2 separate regions of the Homo sapiens genome follow, and region 1 is linked to region 2. Evidence: read pairs that join two places in POLR2A ChIA-PET (ENCODE). Cell type or tissue: Panc1. All regions are shown on one strand. Links, peaks and the distances in the headings refer to the core of each region. The heading gives the core; the rest is flanking DNA. Region 1 overlaps DNMT1 (DNA methyltransferase 1). Region 2 holds the start of PDE4A (phosphodiesterase 4A).

Region 1 (9,631 bases), core at 1-8,000, 230 kb before region 2:
AAGTTTTGGACACAAACAAGTTTAACATATGAGTGTTAGAAAAAACTAAGCTGGCTTTTGTCTCCCCGCAAGAGTCTAGAGTGTCCTACTGGAATGCCTAATGCTAAGAAGTCATCTGATCTGAACAAGGTTCCCCTTTTGGGGGTCATTTTTCTGATGATTGTGAGATTACATAGCAGCTCTGTAACACAATTATGTGTATGTGTGTGTGTGTGTATATATATACATATATATGTGTATATATATACATATATATGTGTATATATATGTGTGTATATATATACATATATATGTGTATATATATGTGTGTATATATATACATATATATGTGTATATATATGTGTGTATATATATACATATATATGTGTATATGTGTATATATACATATGTGTATATATATATACACACACACACAGCAGCTCTGTAACAGAGTATGTGTGTATATATGTATGTATATATGTGTATATATATACACACACATATATACATACATACATATACATTATACAGATAGATAGACAGACAGACAGACATGGAGTCTCGCTCTGTTGCCCAGGCTGGAGTGCAGTGGTGCGATCTCAGCTCACTGCAACCCTCACCTTCTGGGTTCAAGTGATTCTCTCACCTCAGCCTCCCAAGTAGCTGGGATTATAGGTGCCACCAGCCTCGTTAATTTTTTGTATTTTGAGTAGAGACAGGGTTTCACCATGTTGGTTAAGCTGGTCTTAGATTCCTGACCTCAAGTGATCCGCCTGCCTCAGTCTCCTGAAGTGCTAGGATTACAGGCATGAGTCACCATGTCTGGCATGCATATATATATACACGTATATATATACACGTATATGTGTGTATATATACATATATATGTGTATATATACGTATATATGTGTATACATACGTATATATGTATACATATGTGTGTGTATATATATATACACGTATATATACGTGTGTATATATATATATATTTTTTTTTTTTGAGATAGGGTTTTGCTCTTGTTGCCCAGGCTGGAGTGCAATGGTGTGATCTCAGCTCAACCTCCGACTCCCAGGTTCAAGCGATTCTCCTGGCTCAGCCTCCCGAGTAGCTGGGATTACAGGCATGCACCACCACACCCAGCTAATTTTATATTTTTAGCAGAGACAGGGTTTCTCCGTGTTGGTCAGGCTGGTTTCGAACTCCCGACCTCAGGCGATCCACCTGCCTCAGCCTCCCAAAGTGCTGGGATTACAGGCATGAGCCATCATGCCCAGCCTGTATATTTTAAAAGGTACCAGAGACCAGGCATGGTGGCTCACGCTTATAATCCCAGCACTTTGGGAGGCCAAGGCGAGCGGATCACTTGAGCCCAGGCGTTCAGACCAGCCTGGGAAACATGGCGAAACTCCATCTCTACAAAAATACAAAAATTAGTGGCTGGGCGTGGTGGCTGATGCCTGGAATCCCAACATACAGCAGCAGTTGGGTGGATTACCTGAGGGCCAAGGTGGGTGGATTACCTGAGGTCAAGGGTTTGAGACCAGCCTGGCCAACATGGCGAAACCCCATCTCTACTAAAAATACAAAAATTAGCCAGGCGTGGTGGTGGGTGGCTGTAATCCCAGCAACTTGGGAGGCTGAGGCAGGAGAATCACTTGAACCCGGGAGGCAGAGGTTGCAGTGAGCTGGTCACACCATTGCACTCTAGCCTGGGCAACAAGAGTGAAACTCTGTCTCAAAATAAAATAAAATAAAATAAAATAAAAATAACTGGGTTTGGTGGCATGTGCTTGTGGTCCCAGTTACTTGGGAGGCTGAGGAAGGAAGATCACCTGAGCCTGGGAGGTCGAGGCCACAGTGAGCCGTGATTGCATCACTGCACTCCAATCTAGGAGACAGAGTGAGACCCTGACTCAAAAAGATACCAGGAAAGAGGGGGCAGGTCATATAGTTGGGGCACTCCCGTAAGGGAAATGACCTACAGCTGGTCTTTCTCCAGTTGGGTCTGACAACAGCCCATAACAAGGTGTGCCACAGTATGGCCAGTGTCAGAATGAGTAGCCCAGGGCCACAGGACACTGTGGGGAACAGCCAGCTGATGTTCCTAAAGGCCTGGTGGGGGGTGGTGGCATTTTGAGGATGAAATGGGGGAGTCAAGCATCCAGGGAAGCAAGGGGTACCCACACAGAGGGCAGATAGAGGTGAAGTTAGAGGAGGTGGCTGGCGCCTCCCCGAATAACTCATTCTTCAGGATGTCTCTAGCTAGTCATTCCTAAATGTAGAACTGCCAGGAGTTTGCCTGGGAAATCGTGGTCTGATTTGATTACTGACAATTAGTAGCTTGACTCTTTCAGGGACAAAGAGGGAAAAAAATAAAAGAACAATAGCCGGTGCAGTGCCGCGGTGCTGCGTGCCTGTAACCCCAGCTACTCAGGAGGCTGTGGTGGGAGGATGGCTTGTGGGCAGGAGTTCGAGTCCAGCCTGGACAACATAGGGCGATCCTATCTCTTCAGAAAAAAATAAAGGAACAAGAAGAGAAGGTACCAAGGAAAGGGAGAGGAACACAGGCTGTTGTTCCCAGCCTGGGTGCTAACTACAGACTGCGGGGTGAGAACAGGCCTAACCAGCTGGGTAAGTGTCTGTTGGTGGAGAGAAGGTGCCCCAGGCAGGGACCAGGCCACTGCCATCTCTGGACCTTTCCACCTAGCACCCGCACAGACAGGTGCTCAGTTATCATTTGCCTGAAGGGCAGAAGTGGCTCCTCCAGGCTGGCCTTCCTAGAGGGTAAGTGCAGGCAGCAGCATGAGGAATGCTTTGCTGGACCCATGTCTTACAACAGCTGCTCTGGGTCATGCGGGCCCTGATTCCCCACCAGCGCCGCTCACATATGAGCACCTGCTGAATGCCAGGCCCTGCTCCAGGCAAAGAGCTAAGTGATTAGATGTAGGTGTCACTAGGCAGGGACTTCCTGACTTGCTGTGTGGTTAGGAAAGACCATTCTGTAGGGCCGGGCACGGTGGCTCACGCCTGTAATCCCAGCACTTTGGAAGGCTGAGGTGGGCGGATCATGAGGTCAGGAGATGGAGACCATCCTGGCTAACACAGTGAAACCCCGCCTCTACTAAAAATACAAAAAATTAGCCAGGCGTGGTGGTGGGCGCCTGTAGTCCCAGCTACTCAGGAGGCTGAGGCAGAAGAATGGCGTGAACCCGGGAGGTGAAGCTTGCAGTGAGCCAAGATCATGCCACTGCACTCCAGCCTGGGCAACAGAGCAAAACTCTGTCTCAAAAAAAAAAAAAAAAGACTGCTCTGTAGAAGAGACACTTAGCACCCTACAAACACAGTGGTAATATAGACTGTATATTATATATACTGTATCACTTGGACTCAAGGTGCTACAAGGCCAGGCAAGACGCAGTGGCTCATGCCTGTAATCCCAGCACCTTGGGAGGCCAAGGCAGGAGGATCACTTGAGGTCAGGAGTTTGAGACCAGCCTGGGCTACACTGAGAGATCCCATCTCTACAAAAAAAATGTAAAAATTAGCTGGGTGTGGTTAGTGTGCACCTGTGGTACCAGCTACTTGGGAGGCTGAGGTGGGAGGATCGCTTGAGCCTGGGAGGTTGAGGCTGCAGTGAGTTATGATGGTACCACTGCAATCCAGCCTGTTCAGCCTGGGCAACAGAACAAGACCCTGTCTCAAAAGAAAAAAAAAAAAAAAAAAAGATGCTTTGACATCAGGATTTCCAGGAGCACAAGGAACCTCTTCCAGGCAAAAGTCATTCTACCCTTGTAGCAACTGGGGTCCAAGGAGAGCCTTAAGTCAGGAGGGCTACAGAAACTGGTACTTCCAGCCAGAGGCACACACGCTGTGGTAATAGCGTTACACTTGACTTCTCAGTCACGCCGCTGAGAAAACTGGAAGGACATGGCTTCTACCTCGACCAAGCCAGCCAGTCCCCTGATCCCGAGGTTGCCTGGGGTGTGAAGGACAAGGTTCAACTGATTGCGGAGACCAAGGTGTCCTTGCAGAATGGGTCTGCTTTCTTTCAACCCCTCATATGAACTGGGATATTTAGCCTGGCAAAGAGAATAGAGAAACCTTCAAAACCCCTAGAATGTTTCATCCAGTAGAAACTGGATTTAACCTGCCTGGCCCCAGAGTGGCAGGTGGGATCCCAGGCAGGCAGTGAGGAGCTGGCGGGAGGGTAACTTTAGCGACATCCCTTCCCTGGTAAAACTGTGATGACACCGATCACACCTGCTGAAGCCAGGAGGGTCGCAGACAGCCGTGAAGGACGGAGCAGAGGACTCAGAATGCCGGCTTAGTGCCCAGCCTGAGACCCTATGATTCCTTCCTAGTGCTTCCCTCAGAGATGAACCCTCTGCAGAGGGGAGATAAGATATATATAAACAGCTGGCCAGGCACGGTGGCTCATGCCTGTAATCCCAGCACTTTGGGAGGCCGAGGCGGGCGGATCACCTGAGGTCAGGAGTTCGAGACCAGCCTGACCAACATGAAGAAACTTCGTCTTTACTAAAAATCCAGAATCAGCCAGGCATGGTGGCACATGCCTATAATCCCAGCTACTCAGGAGGCTGAGGCAGGAGAATCGCTTGAACCCGGGAGGTGGAGGCTGCGGTGAGCCAAGGTCACGTCATTGCACTCCAGCCTGGACAACAAGAGTGAAACTCCGTCTCAAAAAAAAAAAAAAAAAAAAAGATATATATAAACAACCACAGAGGAATAAGGCAAATACAGCTCACGCCTGCGGGATTCCCAAGAGAAAGGGTATAACAGCCTCAGGAAGAAGTTGACAGCTCTGTGTGAACCGGGCACAGGAAGCTGCTCAAACAGGGGCACCATTGAGAAGTGGCTGGTTCTGGAAACACACAAGAAACAAACGTGAGACTGGCCACATACAGGGAGGGAAAGGCACCTCCAGAGAGGTGGCTGGGGACAGTCGGAGGGAGGGCAAAAGCATCACACTTATCCATCTTGTTCCATAGTTAACAAACACCAAAGCAGTCAAGGGGAAGTAGAACCAATGACATCAGAGCCGTGTTAAGAAAACTAACCCAGCAGAGGTATCTAGTATAGATTGGATAGGAAGAAATTATAAAATGTTAGATTACTCTAACACCTCTACGCCAGAAATGCTCGTCTGAAATACAGCAGACCATGGCTGGGCGCAGTGGCTCATGCCTGTAATCTCTACACTCGGGAAGCCAGGACAGGAAGATCACTTGAGCCCAGGAATTCGAGACTAGCCTGGGCAACAGAGCGAGACCCTGTCTCTACAAGAAAGAATAATTAGCTGGCTGTGGTAGCATGCACCTATAGTCTTAGCTACTCGGGAGGCAGAGGCGGGAGGATCACTAGAGCTCAGGAATTTGTGACCAGCCTGGGCAATACAGTGAGACCCTGTCTCTACGAGAAAACAGTAATTAGCTGGGTATGACAGCACGCACCTGTACTCCTAGCTGCTCAGGAGGCCGAGGCGGAAGGATCACTAGAGCCCAGGAATTTGAGACCAGCCTGGGCAACACAGCGAGAACCTGTCTCTACAAAAAATAGTAATTAGCTGGGTGTGGTGGCATGCACCTATAGTCTTAGCTACTCAGGAGGCTGAGGCGGGAGGATCACTAGAGCCCAGGAATTCAAGACCAGCCTGAGCAACACAGCGAGACCCTGTCTCTACAAAAAATAGTAATTAGTAATTAGCTGGGTGTGCTAGCATGTGCCTATAGGCCTAGCTACTCGGGAAGCCAAAGCGGGAGGATCAATAGAGCTCAGGAATTCAAGACCAGCCTGGGCAACACAGCAGAGACCCTGCCTAAACAAAAAATAGTAATTAGCTTGGTGTGGCAGCATGCACCTGTGGTCCTAGCTACTCAGGAGACTGAGGCAGGAGGATCACTAGAGCCCAGTGAGCTATAATTGTGCCGCTGCATTCCAGCCTGGGTGACACAGCAAGACCTTGTCTCTAAAAATAAAATATAGTGGACCATGCAAGACAAGTTACAAGTCTCTGTCAAACCAGCTTCTTCAGGCCGGCTGCATGGCAGCTGGAGCAGGGCTGCCCAAGAAGGCATCCGCAGTAGGCAAAAGAGTAGACCCACTGGGCACAGTGGCTCATGCCTGTAATCCCAGCACTTTGGGAGGCTGAAGCGGGTAGATCACCTGAGCTCAGGAGTTCAAGACCAGCCTGGGAAACATGGCAAAACCCCATCTCTACTAAAAATACAAAAATTAACCGGGCTTGGTGGCTCACGCCTGTAATCCCAGCTACTCAAGAGGCTGAGGCACAAGAATCATTTGAACCCAGGAAGCAGAAGTTGCAGTGAGCCGAGATCATGCCACTGCACTCCAGCCTGGGTGACAGAGCGAGACTCCATCTCAAAAAGAGTGGACCCACCGAAAAATGTTCATGCCCTAATCCCTGGAACCTGTGAATATATTACTTTACGTGGCCAAAGCGATTTTGCAGATGTAACTAAGAATACAGACCTTGAGATGGGGAGATTATCCTGGATTATCTGGGGTGGGCCCAATCTAATCACTTCAGCCCTTAAGAACACAGAACCTTTCTAGCTGCAGAGAGCGGGCAACGTTGGAGGACGGGTCAGAGAGAGATGCAACCCGCAAATGCTGACTTTAAAGGTAGAGGAAGGGGGCATGAGCCGAGGGATGAGACCGCCTCCAGAAGCGGGCAACGACCCTCAGTTTAGAACCAGTGAAGAAAATGGGACCTGAGTCTTACAACTACCACCTTCTGCCAACACCCCAAAATAGGAAACAGATTCTCCCCTGGAGCCCCCAGAAAGGAATGCAGCCTGCTTACACCTTGATTTTCATCCGGTGAAACCCACATCAGATTTCTGACCTGCATAAGGTAATAAATGTATGTCCTTTAAGCCGGCAAGTTTGAGGCAAGACCCTCCACCTGCAAAAAGATTATGAATCGCTGAAGACTCAGATGATTTTTTTTTTTTTTTTGAGACGGAGTCTCGCTCTGTTGCCCAGGCTGGAGTTCAGTGGCATGATCTCGGCTCACTGCAACCTCCGCCTCCCAAGTTCAAGCAATTTTCCTGCCTCAGCCTCCCATGGAGCTGGGACTATAGGCGTGTGCCACCATGCCTGGCTAATTTTTTTTGTATTTTTAGTAGAGACGGGGTTTCACCGTGTTAGCCAGGATGGTCTCGATCTCCTGACCTCGTGATCTGCCCACCTTGGCCTCCCAAAGTGCTGGGATTACAGGCGTGAGCCACCACGCCCAGCTGATTTTTTTTTTTTTTTGAGACAGAGTCTCACTCCTTCACCCAGGCTGGAGTGCAGTGGCACAATCATGGCAAACTGCAGCCTCGACCTCATGGGTTCAAGTGATCCTCCCACCTCTGCCTCCCGAGTAGCTGGGACCCCAGGTGCATGCCACCACTTTTGGCTTTATTTTTTTTTTTGAGATGGGGGGGGTCTTCCTATGTTGCCCAGACTAGTCTTGAACTCCTTGGCTCAAGCGATCCTCCTGCCTTGGCCTCCCAAACTGCTGGGATTACAGGCATGAGCCACTGCACACGGCCTAGTCTAATAACTTTTACACATACTAGGAAACCAAAATGTGTGTGTGACTCACTTTCTTGCTAGATTCACTTTACTGCAGTGGTCTGGAACCAAACCCACAGCATCCCCACTGTACACACAGTACCACGTAATAACCAGTGATGAAGGGCTTTGGACAGGTGCTGCTCTCAACATATCTGTACTGATAAGCTCAGTCTTCCTAACACCCCTGTCGAGCAGGCAGCCCCACCCCCTTTTTATAGATGAAACACCAAGGCACCAAGAAGTTCAATAACTTAGCCATACGGCTGGCAAGTAGGGCGGCATTTGAAACCCAGCAGTCTGTACCCCTAGAATTCTACCACAGGGGAGCAAAACAAAAGAGGTAAGTCAATTTTGCCTTATTCAGTATGTACTCAGTAGTAGCCAAGGAACTGGAGTTAAGGAGTTCAAGACCTAGCTTAATCCCATCACAGAATGACTAGCAGTAAGAAAGCTGTGGTAGTTACGAAAGCTAATCAGTTGTGCAAAGGAGTCTGCTAGCATCAGTGTTAATCCAGGCTGTACAGGGGAAGAGCTGGCATGCAAGCATTTGAGTCTACTGTGCTCCAAGCTGCAGATACAGTGAATACGGCAGACACGCTCTGGTAACAGACCCTGAAATAATCACTAATTTCAGTGTTATAATGGCACCATGCGGGATACACCGACAAAATTCAACACTCTTTATTGTGGAGAAGCAAGCCTAGCTGTCTGAGAGCAGGCTTAAGAATGAATTAAAAGGCCAGGCACGGTGGCTCATGCCTGTAATCCCAACACTTTGCGGGGCTGAGGCAGGCGAATCACTTGAGTCCAGGAGTTCAACACCAGCCTGGCCAACACGGTAAACCCCGGTTTCTACTAAAAATAAGAAAAAGTTAGCCGGGCGTGGTGGCACATGCCTGTAATCCCAGCTACTCAGGAGGCTAAGGCAGGAGAATCACTTGAACCCGGGAGGGGGAGGTTGCAGTGAGCCAAGTTCGCACCACTGCACTCCAGCCTGGGCGACAGCACAAGACTCTGTCTCAAAAATAAAATAAAATAAAATAAAATAAAATAAAATAAAATAAAATAAAATAAAATAAAAACAATGAACCGGCTGGACACCATCATACCTGTAATCCCAGCATTTTGGGAGGCTAAGATAAGTGGATCACTTGAGATCAAGAGTTTGAAACCAGCCTGGTCAACATGGCAAAACCCAGTCTCTAATAAAAATACAAAAATTACCTGGGCTTGGTGGCGGGCGCCTGTAATCCCAGCTACTTGGGACACTGAAGTAGGAGAATTGCTTGAACTCGGGAGGTGGAGGTTGCAGTGAGCCGAGATCACGGCCACTGCACTCCAGCCTGGGCGACAGAGCAAGGCTCAGCCTCGAGGGGGAAAAAGAAAAATTAGCTGGGCGTGGTGGTGCACACCTGTAATCCCAGCTACTTGGGAAGCTGAGACAGGAGAATTGCTTAAACCCGGGAAGCGGAGGCTGCAGTGAGCTGAGATCACACCATTGCACTCTAGCCTGGGCCACAGAGCAAGACCCTGCCTCAATTAAAAAAAAAAAAAAATCTAAGTTTCAAGTACTGTTGGATACCATGTTTATTTTTCATTTAATGAAATATTTTCAAAATGTAAAAAAAAAAAAAAAAGTCTGTGGAGTGAGTCATATAAACTACAATTTCAATGTCTACCACATGGTCAAAAGCAGTCCTCCAAAACTCCAATGCCTACAGTGAAGCAATCTGAGTGTAAAGAAATGTGGAACCCAGGGTCAGTGGTGGATTGTAAGGCTCACCTAATGGTATTCCAATTCAGCCAAACAAAATATTTGCACAGGGCCAACAGAGCCCCTGAGCCAGTGGCCTACTGGCAACCCCTGTTGAAGGGAAAGGCTTTGGCAAGCAGCAGACCTTAGCAGGAATTCCTGCTTCCTGGCAGTTAACTCCTGCAGCATCCACTTTTAAGAACTCTTGAGGAATAATGGCCGGGCCCTGTGGCTCACGCCTGTAATCTCAGCCCTTTGGGAGGCCAACGCAGAGGATTGCTTCAGTCCAGGAG
Region 2 (9,716 bases), core at 1,717-9,716:
GGTGTGAGGAGCACTTTAGTCCAGGAGTTTGAGACCAGCCTGGGCAACATGGCAAGACCCCATCTCTACAAAACAACAAAAACAAAAATTAGCCAGGCATGATGGCGCGTGCCTGTAGTACCAGCTGCTACTCTGGAGGCTGAGGTGGGAGGATAGCCTGAGCCTGGGAGGTCGAGGCTGCAGTGAGCTGTGCAATGGTGCCACTGCACTCCAGCCTGGGCAACAGAGTGAGACCCTGTCTCAAATAAATAAATAAATAAATAAATATTAAAAAAAATAAAGAAATGAGAACTAGGCTGGGTGTGATGGCTCACACCTGTAATTCCAGCACTTTGAGTTTGAGCTTTAGTTTGAGCTCAGGAGTTTGAGACCAGCCTGGGTAACATAGTGAGACCCCAGTCTCTATTTAAAAAGTAGAAACAAAAGAACCAAAGTAGGGGATAAACCAGCTAGTACACAGTAGAACTGTTAGGAACATTACACTATCAGGCTCTCAATAATAACCTGACATTGAACAGGTTATTAAAAGCCTATTATGTTCCGGATTCTGTTCAGGACGCTCAGGAGATAGTAAAGAATAATACTACATTATTGTTAACATAATAATTAAACAAAGTTTTCGTGCCCTCCTGCAGCTAATATTCCAGTGTGAGGAGACACAGACAATAAATGTAATAAACAAATTACATAGTGTGGTATGAGGGGGGAAGAGCGGGAAAAGGGGGACCAGAAGTCCTAGGAGGTTGTATTATAATTTTAAGTGGGGGTGGGGTAAGAAAGAAAGAAATGCCTGAAAGGATGAGATATAAGCAAAGACCTAAAAGAGGTAAGGGACCTGCGGATTTTTTTTTTTTTTTTTTTTGAGATGGAGTCTCGATCTGTTGCCCAGGCTGGAGTGCAGTGGCCCGATCTCGGCTCACTGCAACCTCCACCTCCCAGGCTCAAGCCAGTCTCCTGCCTCACCCTCCCAAGTAGGTGGAACTACAGGCGCCTGCCACCACGCACGGCTGATTTTTGTATTTTTAGTAGAAATGGGGTTTCACCATGTTGGCCAGGCTGGTCTCGAACTCCTGACCTCAAGTGATCCACCTGCTTTGGCCTTCCATAGTGCTGGGATTACAGGCCTGAGCCACCGCATCTGGCCAACCTGCGGATATTTGGGGGAAGAGTTCCAGGTGGACAGAACTGAAAGTGCAAAGGGCCTGAGGCACCAGCATGCTTGCTGTGTCCAGAAACAGCTAGACCAGTGTGGCTGGAGCTGAGGGCAGGAAGGTGACTGGGCGTTATCTAGCAGGACTGTGTGGGCCACGCGAGGACTTTGACGTTTCCTCTGAGTGAGGTAAGAGCTATTAGGGCTCTGAGTAGAGGAAGATCATGATCTGAATCGAGTTCTAACAGGCTCCCACAGGGTCAGATGTTACCATTTATTAAATATTTACTGAGTGCCAGACACTATTCTGTTCAATATGGTTTGATCTCATTTCATTCTCACATGGACCCTGTAGGGAATATCATTCCATTTCACAGAAAAGAAACTGAGGCTCACAGAGTTTAAGACACTGACCCATGGCCGCACAGCAATAATCTTCAGCGCCTGGGTGCCAAGGTAAAGTAAGCCAGCCTCTCCCTCCCCCAAGCATTTCAGACAAGGATCGGTGGCTGCAGAGCGCACCCGTCTTCGGGAACGGCGTCTGTGTCCCTGTCTGTCTGTTTCTATTTCCACACGTCCCTGTCTGTCTCCACGCGCCTCTGCCTGTGCGTCCCCCATCTGTGCCCAAGCCGCCGTCTCTCTGCGCCCGGCCCCCGCACATCGGAGCTATTTCGGGTTTAAGGCTTAAAAGCCCAACAGCTCGGAGGAGACGCTTCCTCCGGCCCCCGGCTCGGACCACGCGCCGCACGCGGCCAGCTCTGGGAGCTCCCAGTTTTTTCTGCGGGATCCCCGAGCCGGGGAAGCCCCCGCGGGAGGAAGGGTGGGGGCTGGGGCGACCCGGGCCCGGAGGCTCTCGGCCCCCCAGTGGCCAACCCCGGCATTGACGCCGTCAGGAGCCCAGCCGTGCGTCAGCTGTCGCCCTGGCAACGGGGGCGACGTCACCACATTGGTGGTGCGTCAGTCCGCTGACGTCACGCCCCAGGAGAGGCAATAGGCAAGTGGCGGGGGCGGGTTCTAGGCCCGACCGGCAGGGGGAGCCCTGGGGCACTGATGGCAGATGCGTTTGGCTTGGTCTTGTAGGAGGCCCTGGCCCTGCCGACATGGCCACCGCAGTCCCAACGGCGCGCTAGGTTGGCGAGATGAAGAGGAGTCGCAGTGCCCTGTCCGTGGCAGGGACCGGGGACGAGGTGCGAGAGGAGGGGCTTGGGCTAGGGGCGGGGCTTCGCCCCTTGGGGGAGACTAGCGCCCTCTAGTGACCACGGCTATTTCCTGAACGTGGCTTCACTACCTCCAAGCTGTGAGGAGTTTGGTCCCCTCGTGCCTCAGTTTACCCCCTTGATTCCATTTTTTCTCCTGCTGCCCTAAGAGGCTCTCAGCCGGCCCAGGGACAGCAGGCAAAGGCTTCTCAAATGAGGAGAGGATTTTGGCGAGGAGGTGGGAGGGGGCGCTAGGGGTGGTGAGGTCTTGAGAGTCTCAGATGTGAGGGATGGGAGGGGGGCATTGACATTAAGACCAAGAGGGGCCCTCTTAGACGTGGAGGTTGGGAAGAGACCCTAAAAAGGTGATGTGTTAGAGAGGTCTCACACTTGAGACAGAATGTCTAGATGTGACAGACCCCAAGGCTGGGGCATCGAGAGGGGACCCCACAAAAATTATGGCTGAGAAGGGGCACTCTCAGACCTAAGGGATGGCAGGGCACCCTCTGTGTGAGGGGTCAGCGAGTGGCTCACACGTGAAGGGGAGCCTATACCGCCATTAACTACTCCCTTAGACAGCTAGGTAGGGGTGTTCTTGGGGAGAGGGGCTCAGAGCTTCCCAGCCAGGCCACGCCCCTATTCCACTTTGTCCCTCCCCAGAGGTCGAGGGAGACCCCCGAATCCGACCGTGCCAACATGCTGGGGGCCGACCTGCGTCGCCCTCGCCGCCGCCTCTCGTCCGGTCCTGGCCTGGGCTGGGCCCAGCCTGAGCCCTCGGACCCTGGGGTCCCTCTGCCGCCACGGCCCACCACCCTGCCGCTGCTGATCCCACCGCGGATTTCCATCACCAGGGCCGAGAACGACAGGTAGGTAGGAGAGGGAGCAGAGTGGGAGGTGGGTTGGGGAGGCACAGTGCCAACTGGGCTAGGTCCAGCCACCAGCCCTTCCCGATCTCCATGCTCCCTGCCGTTTGCAAAACTAGCTGCAACTTGTCCTGTGGCGGGCTGTGACACCCCTACCCCAAGGCACCCTTCGCAGGCTCTAGGAACCCCTTATTTCATTTTCCAGCTGCCTGAGTCAGCAAGGGGCAGGACTGAGGAAAGGGGTGTCATGTCTCCAGCCCCCAAGATGCTCCCATATTCACAGAGCTGGGGCAGGTTGATCAGGCGGCTGTGCACCGGCTTTCATGTCCCCGCCTGGGAGGATCAGGTTTCTTCTCCGCCTTGAAGGGGATGGTGGAGTCTTGGAAGGGGTCTGGACTAGTATTTTTCTTTCTCCTGGGGAGATGTGAGAAATATCTGCGAGCTCTGGGTTCACACAGCACCTCCTGCTGATTCTCATCTGGGGACCTTCCAGGTACCCAACCAGTTTCCCAGAGTACTCAACCCCCCTCTTGGCTCAAGAATGAGCTGGAAAGTCAGACAGCTGAGCTGGTCCTGGCTTCTGGCCGGCCCCTGCCCCCATGCCCTCCTCTGGTCACCGCTTTCGGCAGTTCCAATCCACCCCCACCCCCATCTACTCAATTGGAGGGTTCCAGGGTCTCTGTTTCCGTCATGGTCCAATGGTTCATTTCCAGATAGGGAGAGCAAGTGACTGTCTCTCGCCCCTGGAGCTGCTTAATTATACCTCTCCACGCCCATCCCACTAGCCTCAGGTCCAGATCAGTTTATCCCCCAGCTCAGGCCACCGCTCCTCGTTTCCTCCTTCTTCTGCAACCCCAGCTGTGTCCTGACACCCCCACCCACCTCACATTACGCACTCCCACCCGCTTCCAGATCTCTAACCAACGTTACAGCATACCCCGCCAAGAATTTGGCCCAGCCCAGGACTCTCAAATATGATCTGGGGAGAACTCACAGCCCCTGCAAATTCCCTAGAAGCCGTTTTGAGTGTGTAATGGGGGGGGTGTTCCTGAGAGAAGTGGGGAACACAGTTTTGGCCCTTGGAATACCCGGCGGCTGCTGATGGGGGGGCCGGTTTTTGCTCGGCGTTCGCCCACGCCGGGAGCCCCCTCTGGCGGGGAGAAAAGTGGCTGTGGGGGTTGAAGACCGGCAGTCTTTTTTTTTTTTTTTTTTTTTTTTCAAATAAGGAGAAGGGCGCGGGGGGAGGGCGGTGGCAAACGGCATCGCGTGCCCTGGGGAGCCCGTGACAGGGGGCGCACGGGGGCAGGGGTCTGGTCCCCGGGTCCCGCAGCAGAGCAGTTTCGCGTTCGAGCTCTTATCGGCGTGGGGGGGGGGGGCGGTGGGACACGCGGGCGCGTGCACTCCCCCCGCCCAGCAGCCATCCTTGGGGGGGTTGAGGGGGATGGGGGCGCACTCGGATCCCGCTCGCTCTCTGCTTGCTCGCTCGGCGCGGCGCTGGGGGAGGCGGGAGCGTGAGTCACGGCGACTCCCGATTTAGGTGCCGGAAGGGGGGCTCTGCTGGCGGGGGCCGCAGGGAGGAGGCTCGCCTGTTTACTCGCCTGAAAAGGGCACGGGGGTGCGCTCCGCGGCTACCTGGGACCTTCCTCAGTTTACCTCTGGCAGAAGCGCTTTAGAAGAGGCAGCGATGTATAGAGCGGTGGGCCGGCAGCTGCGGTATCCGCCACAGGGTGTCTTCCTGGAGCCACAAGGGAACCAATGGGACACACCCCAGAAACACCCCAGAGGCCCCAGGCCGACCACACACATACACTCACGCACACGCACACACTAACATACATAGACGTCCTCCGACACTACAGTCAGACGACAGAGGCCGAATCGCGTGCACAACTCCGCAAGCACACACCGACCACAAACGCATCCAAGCGCTTGAGAACACATTCACAGTCCCCAGGCCACCTGAAAAAAGACCACGTAGGGATGCACATCCTCCAAATAGGTAGCACATGTGCGCACACATCCTTCACCCACAGACACACACAGTTATACACACAGCCAAATCCAGAGAAACGGGCAGACAACAGCAGCCAACCACGTGCGCACACACACTTCCAGCCGACACTGAAAACACAGACAACCCTCGGAAGAGGCCACGTGCGCGCACATCCCGCCCCGGGCCCGCACCATCACTATCCTCCGACGCACAGACAGGAGATCCCACACACTCTGCCGCCGCCCGCTGCAGGTACCGCGCCGGTGGCACTAGGACCACTCCTCAAAAACTGCCCCCCGCCAGGGGTAGCGGCGAGGACACGCCAACACCGGACTCCGCCCTCGCCATGATGGACCGACTGACTGACACTCTGGCAACCAGTCCGGTGTCTGCTTCCAGATCGGATTAACCGTTTAACTCCTTCGTGCCTGTGCGCGCCGCGGCCAAGCAGGGTGCTTTGAAGACAGACGAGTTCCAGCGCCCCCTCCCAGCCCGGAGCGGGGATCTGCGTGGGCGGGAAGGGCCCCCCTCCTTAGGTAGCTGCCCCCCGCTGGCCCGGACGGAGGAGGAGGGGGGCGGCGCTGACAGCCGCGGCGGGCGGGGGGCGGGGAGGGGCGGGACGGGGCGGAGGAGCCGGGGCTGGCGCCGAGCGGGCCGCGGAACGCGGAGCGCGGAGCGCGGAGAGCGCCGCCGGGCACTGAGCAGAGCTCCAGGCGCCGAAAGGAAGCTGCAGAGCCCGGCCCGGGGGCGATTGGCCCGCAGCGCCCCCGGGTCTGTCCCCGGGGCGCCATGGCCCTACCGCGGCCGGGCGCACCCGCGGGGCCCTGGGCTCGCTGGCTTGCGCGCAGCTGAGCGGGGTGTAGGTTGGAAGGGCCAGGGCCCCCTGGGGCGCAAGTGGGGGCCGGCGCCATGGAACCCCCGACCGTCCCCTCGGAAAGGAGCCTGTCTCTGTCACTGCCCGGGCCCCGGGAGGGCCAGGCCACCCTGAAGCCTCCCCCGCAGCACCTGTGGCGGCAGCCTCGGACCCCCATCCGTATCCAGCAGCGCGGCTACTCCGACAGCGCGGAGCGCGCCGAGCGGGAGCGGCAGCCGCACCGGCCCATAGAGCGCGCCGATGCCATGGACACCAGCGACCGGCCCGGCCTGCGCACGACCCGCATGTCCTGGCCCTCGTCCTTCCATGGCACTGGCACCGGCAGCGGCGGCGCGGGCGGAGGCAGCAGCAGGCGGTAAGACTCCCCGCGGCGGATGCGCGCGGAACGGATGGGCGCGCAGGGAGGAGGCAACTCGAGCTGCCGGCCGCAGGGGGCGCTAGGATGCGGGTGGGGTCGGTTTGGCTGGCGGGGGCGGAGGGAATTCGGCTGCGGGGGCGTCTGGGACCTGGCCCCTGGTTGTGCGCTCTACGGGAGGCTTCCTGCTGAAGCCCATCCTGGGGTCCATTTAGGGGGCGCCACGCTGCGCGTGGTGTTAACGAGGTCTGGGTTGGGGAAGGGGGCTGCACACTTAGGGGTCTGTATTCTTGGTGACAGTGCAGAACAGCTGCTAAGCTGGGAACCACTTGGAGGGACCTTCCTGGGGGCACTATACTGAGGGCTAGATTCGCAGTGTTTGGGGTACTCTTGGAGCACTCCATAAGGGGGTGCCTGCTAGGACCAGGATCTTTACTTCAGGGTGGGGTGCTCTCAGGGTCCTTCTAGGGGATGGAGGACTCTATTGCGGGGATGTTAGTGGACTCCTCCTGCAGCAGCTGGGGTCAGAAATCCAGAGGGTGCCTCTTGGGGGAGCACTGTTTTGGGAGCCTTGCGTTAGATTGGAGTTCCCCTCTCAGGGCAAGAGTGTTAGCGTTAAGTAGCTGTTCAGAGGCAGGAAACAGTGGAGGGGGGGCGCAGTCCCAGCACAGAGGGAAGGAGTCCCTGACTGCAGAGGTGACAGCATAGTGAGGGTGCATGTGTGTTGAGCTTGGTCTCCTCTGAGGGTATTCTCCGATTGACCTCCGTTTGCTCCAGCTGTCCGGGTATGACCAGCTGTGGCTACCTCAGTTGTGTGCTCTGTGTGAGCTTCTGGGGTCTTGTGATGGTGACACGATGACTCTGTGTCCTCCAGGGACAGTGTAATTGTGACAGTGTGACTGTGTATTTCCAGGGTAGTGTGACTGTGTGTTTCTGGGACAGGGTTTGCGACAGTGACTGTGTGTGCTCCAAGAATGCTGTGACTGTCACAGGGTGACTGTGGCCTCATGGGATGCAGTGATTGGGATAGAGTGACTGTTTCTGCTCCTAGGACAGTGATTGTGCAATGGTGTTGGTGGTCTAGGGACAATGTGATTGTGACAGTGTCATTTCTGGCATGCAGTGATTGTGGCACTGGGGTGTTTACACTTGGGGAACAATGTGATTGAGTTCGTGGAACAGTCTGTGCTCCTTGGACACTGTGATTGAAACACAGTGGCTGTGTGTTAGTCTTCACCAGGTGCTCACGTCTGAGCGTCGGTGCTCTGACATGTGGTCTGTGTTCCCTCTGCCTGGTGTATCCTAAGAACTGGTGTCCTCTAACCACCTGGTGTTCTTAGTTATTGTTCCTCCTCTGATGGTGCTCCAGGGTCTGATTGCTTGTGCTCCAGCGATGTGTGCAACTGACAGCTTTGCCCGTGTGCTCTACCTGGATGCCCCACTGCTGGGGATATCACCAAGACGGTCAGATTTGGGCTCCTTATCCCTGGAGCTCCTGAGTGAGGCCTCTCTAAGATGTAGCCCTACTCTTCCTAAGTCTCTTTGGGGGTCTTCAGCAGTCATTGCAGCCCTCCAGGCCACCCCCACCTCTGTTCTGATCACCCCCCAGCCCCAGTCCCCCTGCACCCTTCTACCCACCAGGAAGCAAGTGTCACGGGCCCAGCATACATGGGCTGACATTTCCCAAAGGGAACTGGAGAGAGGCTGAAGGAAGAGAAAGTTGGAATCAACAGAAAATGCTAAAACTGGGGCAGGGGGCCAAACTGGCACAGGTCACTGTCCTAAGACACCAAGGGGTGGGTGAAGTGAAGTAGGTTCCAGGCCCCATTTCTTTGCAAGGCTCCAGGGACTCCTCCTAGCCTGGTCTCTGGGGCACTGAGTCTTAGGGGACAGTGGCTGAGTGGTAATAATCATCATTATTTTGGTGGGTATCCATCTCGCAATGGCTCACCCTCCGGCTCCATGCCAGGGACTTTTCCATATGCATCCTCATCCCCAGTGCCCTGGGTATTCCAGCAGGGTATTCCTGCTGGCATATGGAGAAACTGGAGCCCAGAGACAAAACCCTTTCTCTTTTTTTTTTTTTTTTTTTTTTGACAGAGTCTCCTCTGTCACCCAGGCTGGAGTGCAGTGGCGTGATCTCAGCTCACTGCAACCTCTGCCTTCCGGATTCAAGTGATTCTCCTGCCTCAGCCTCCGGAGTAGCTGGGATTACAGGCGCCCACCACCACACCTGACTAATTTTTGAATTTTTAGTAGAGATGGGGTTTCACCATGTTGGCCAGGCTGGTCTCGAACTCCTGACCTCAGGTGATCTGCCCACCCCTTAGCCTCCCAAAGTGCTGGGATTACAGGCATGAGCCACTGCACCCAGCTAAACCTTTTCTCTTTCTCACCCAAACTCACACAACCAGGAGATGGGGGAGCTGGAATTGCAACGCAGGTCCGCCCAATTCCTGTGCATCTTTGTATAAGTGTCTTGCCCTCTCTGAGCCTTAATTTTCCAGTCTGTAGAGTGGGGCTTTTGTTGGCACTGCCATGTGGGGGTCACTTTGAGGGTTCTGTGAGCTTGGAGATGTGTGTAAAGGACTTAACATAATCAGTAGATCTCCATTCAGGGACCTGGACTAAGGAGGGGGGACCTGGGTGGATCCCATTTCTCCAGGGTGAGTAGAAAAAAACAGGAACCTTAACCACATCCCCACGTAGACTCGGGTTTCTGTTTCACTGTGGGCCTGTGCACCCTTCAGTGTCTGTGCTGAGGTCCAAAGCTGGGACTGATGGGTGGGCTGTAGCTGGCATCAGTGCCAGGGTCCTCCCCCATTCCCAGGGAAAAGGAGGAAGGTGTCTGATGGCAACCTCAATGCTTAGAACAGGCATTTCTTCAAAAAGGGGGTTTTTACCAGGGCACATACAGGATTCAGTGCTCCCCACACTGGAGTTCATCCAGCTACCGCAAAAGGAGTCCAGCGAGCTCCCCCGATTTGGGTCAAAGGAATCCCCAGAGAGAGGGCACTGCCCACCCCCAACCGGAGATGTCATCCAAACCTCCCCTCCAGACCTGAAGATGTATGAGACGGCTGAGTCACGGCACAGCCACGATCTGTCAAGAGGCAGATGGAGAGGGAGGAAGAGGAGGACTTTGGTGGTGGGGGTGGGGAGCTGTCTGAACTGGGGACGGGGCCAACATACGGACCCTGCGTCCCCCCTCCCTGGGCCCTAAAACTTCCCCATCGAGGTGGGGGCACAGTGTGGCCCCAGGAGCAGGTGGAGGCAGCCGAGCTG

What was found. Peaks named below come from ENCODE experiments on the same cell type or tissue, not always from the same donor. Only the 100,000 strongest peaks of a DNase experiment are listed, where the experiment ranks them.
Region 1: POLR2A ChIA-PET joins it to region 2 with 12 read pairs; 4 of 35 experiments call an interaction of 5 or more read pairs at or near these places.

What each region holds. Positions count from the first base shown.
Region 1 is chr19:10,182,159-10,191,789 of GRCh38, forward strand. All of the region lies in intron 1 of DNMT1 (DNA methyltransferase 1), which reads right to left. Among named protein-coding and RNA genes, the nearest start is that of DNMT1, 8.0 kb to the right of the region's middle. RefSeq lists an enhancer at 1,777-2,277. In Panc1, for the core only: no CTCF peak of the experiment used is centred there; no DNase peak of the experiment used is centred there.
Region 2 is chr19:10,414,654-10,424,369 of GRCh38, forward strand. It overlaps PDE4A (phosphodiesterase 4A), which reads left to right and starts at 5,885. Exons shown (of 15, transcript NM_001111307.2): 1 at 5,885-6,431. The coding sequence starts at 6,112. RefSeq lists silencers at 1,790-2,059, 5,778-6,247, 6,478-6,527 and enhancers at 2,160-2,279, 2,582-3,133, 3,134-3,684, 4,678-5,557, 6,738-6,927. In Panc1, for the core only: CTCF peaks have their summits at 2,127, 2,331, 6,510 (motif pointing right), 6,769 and 1 weaker place; DNase peaks (open chromatin) are centred at 2,158, 2,188, 5,168, 5,588 and 1 weaker place; H3K4me3 peaks cover 6,044 bases; H3K27ac peaks cover 3,111 bases.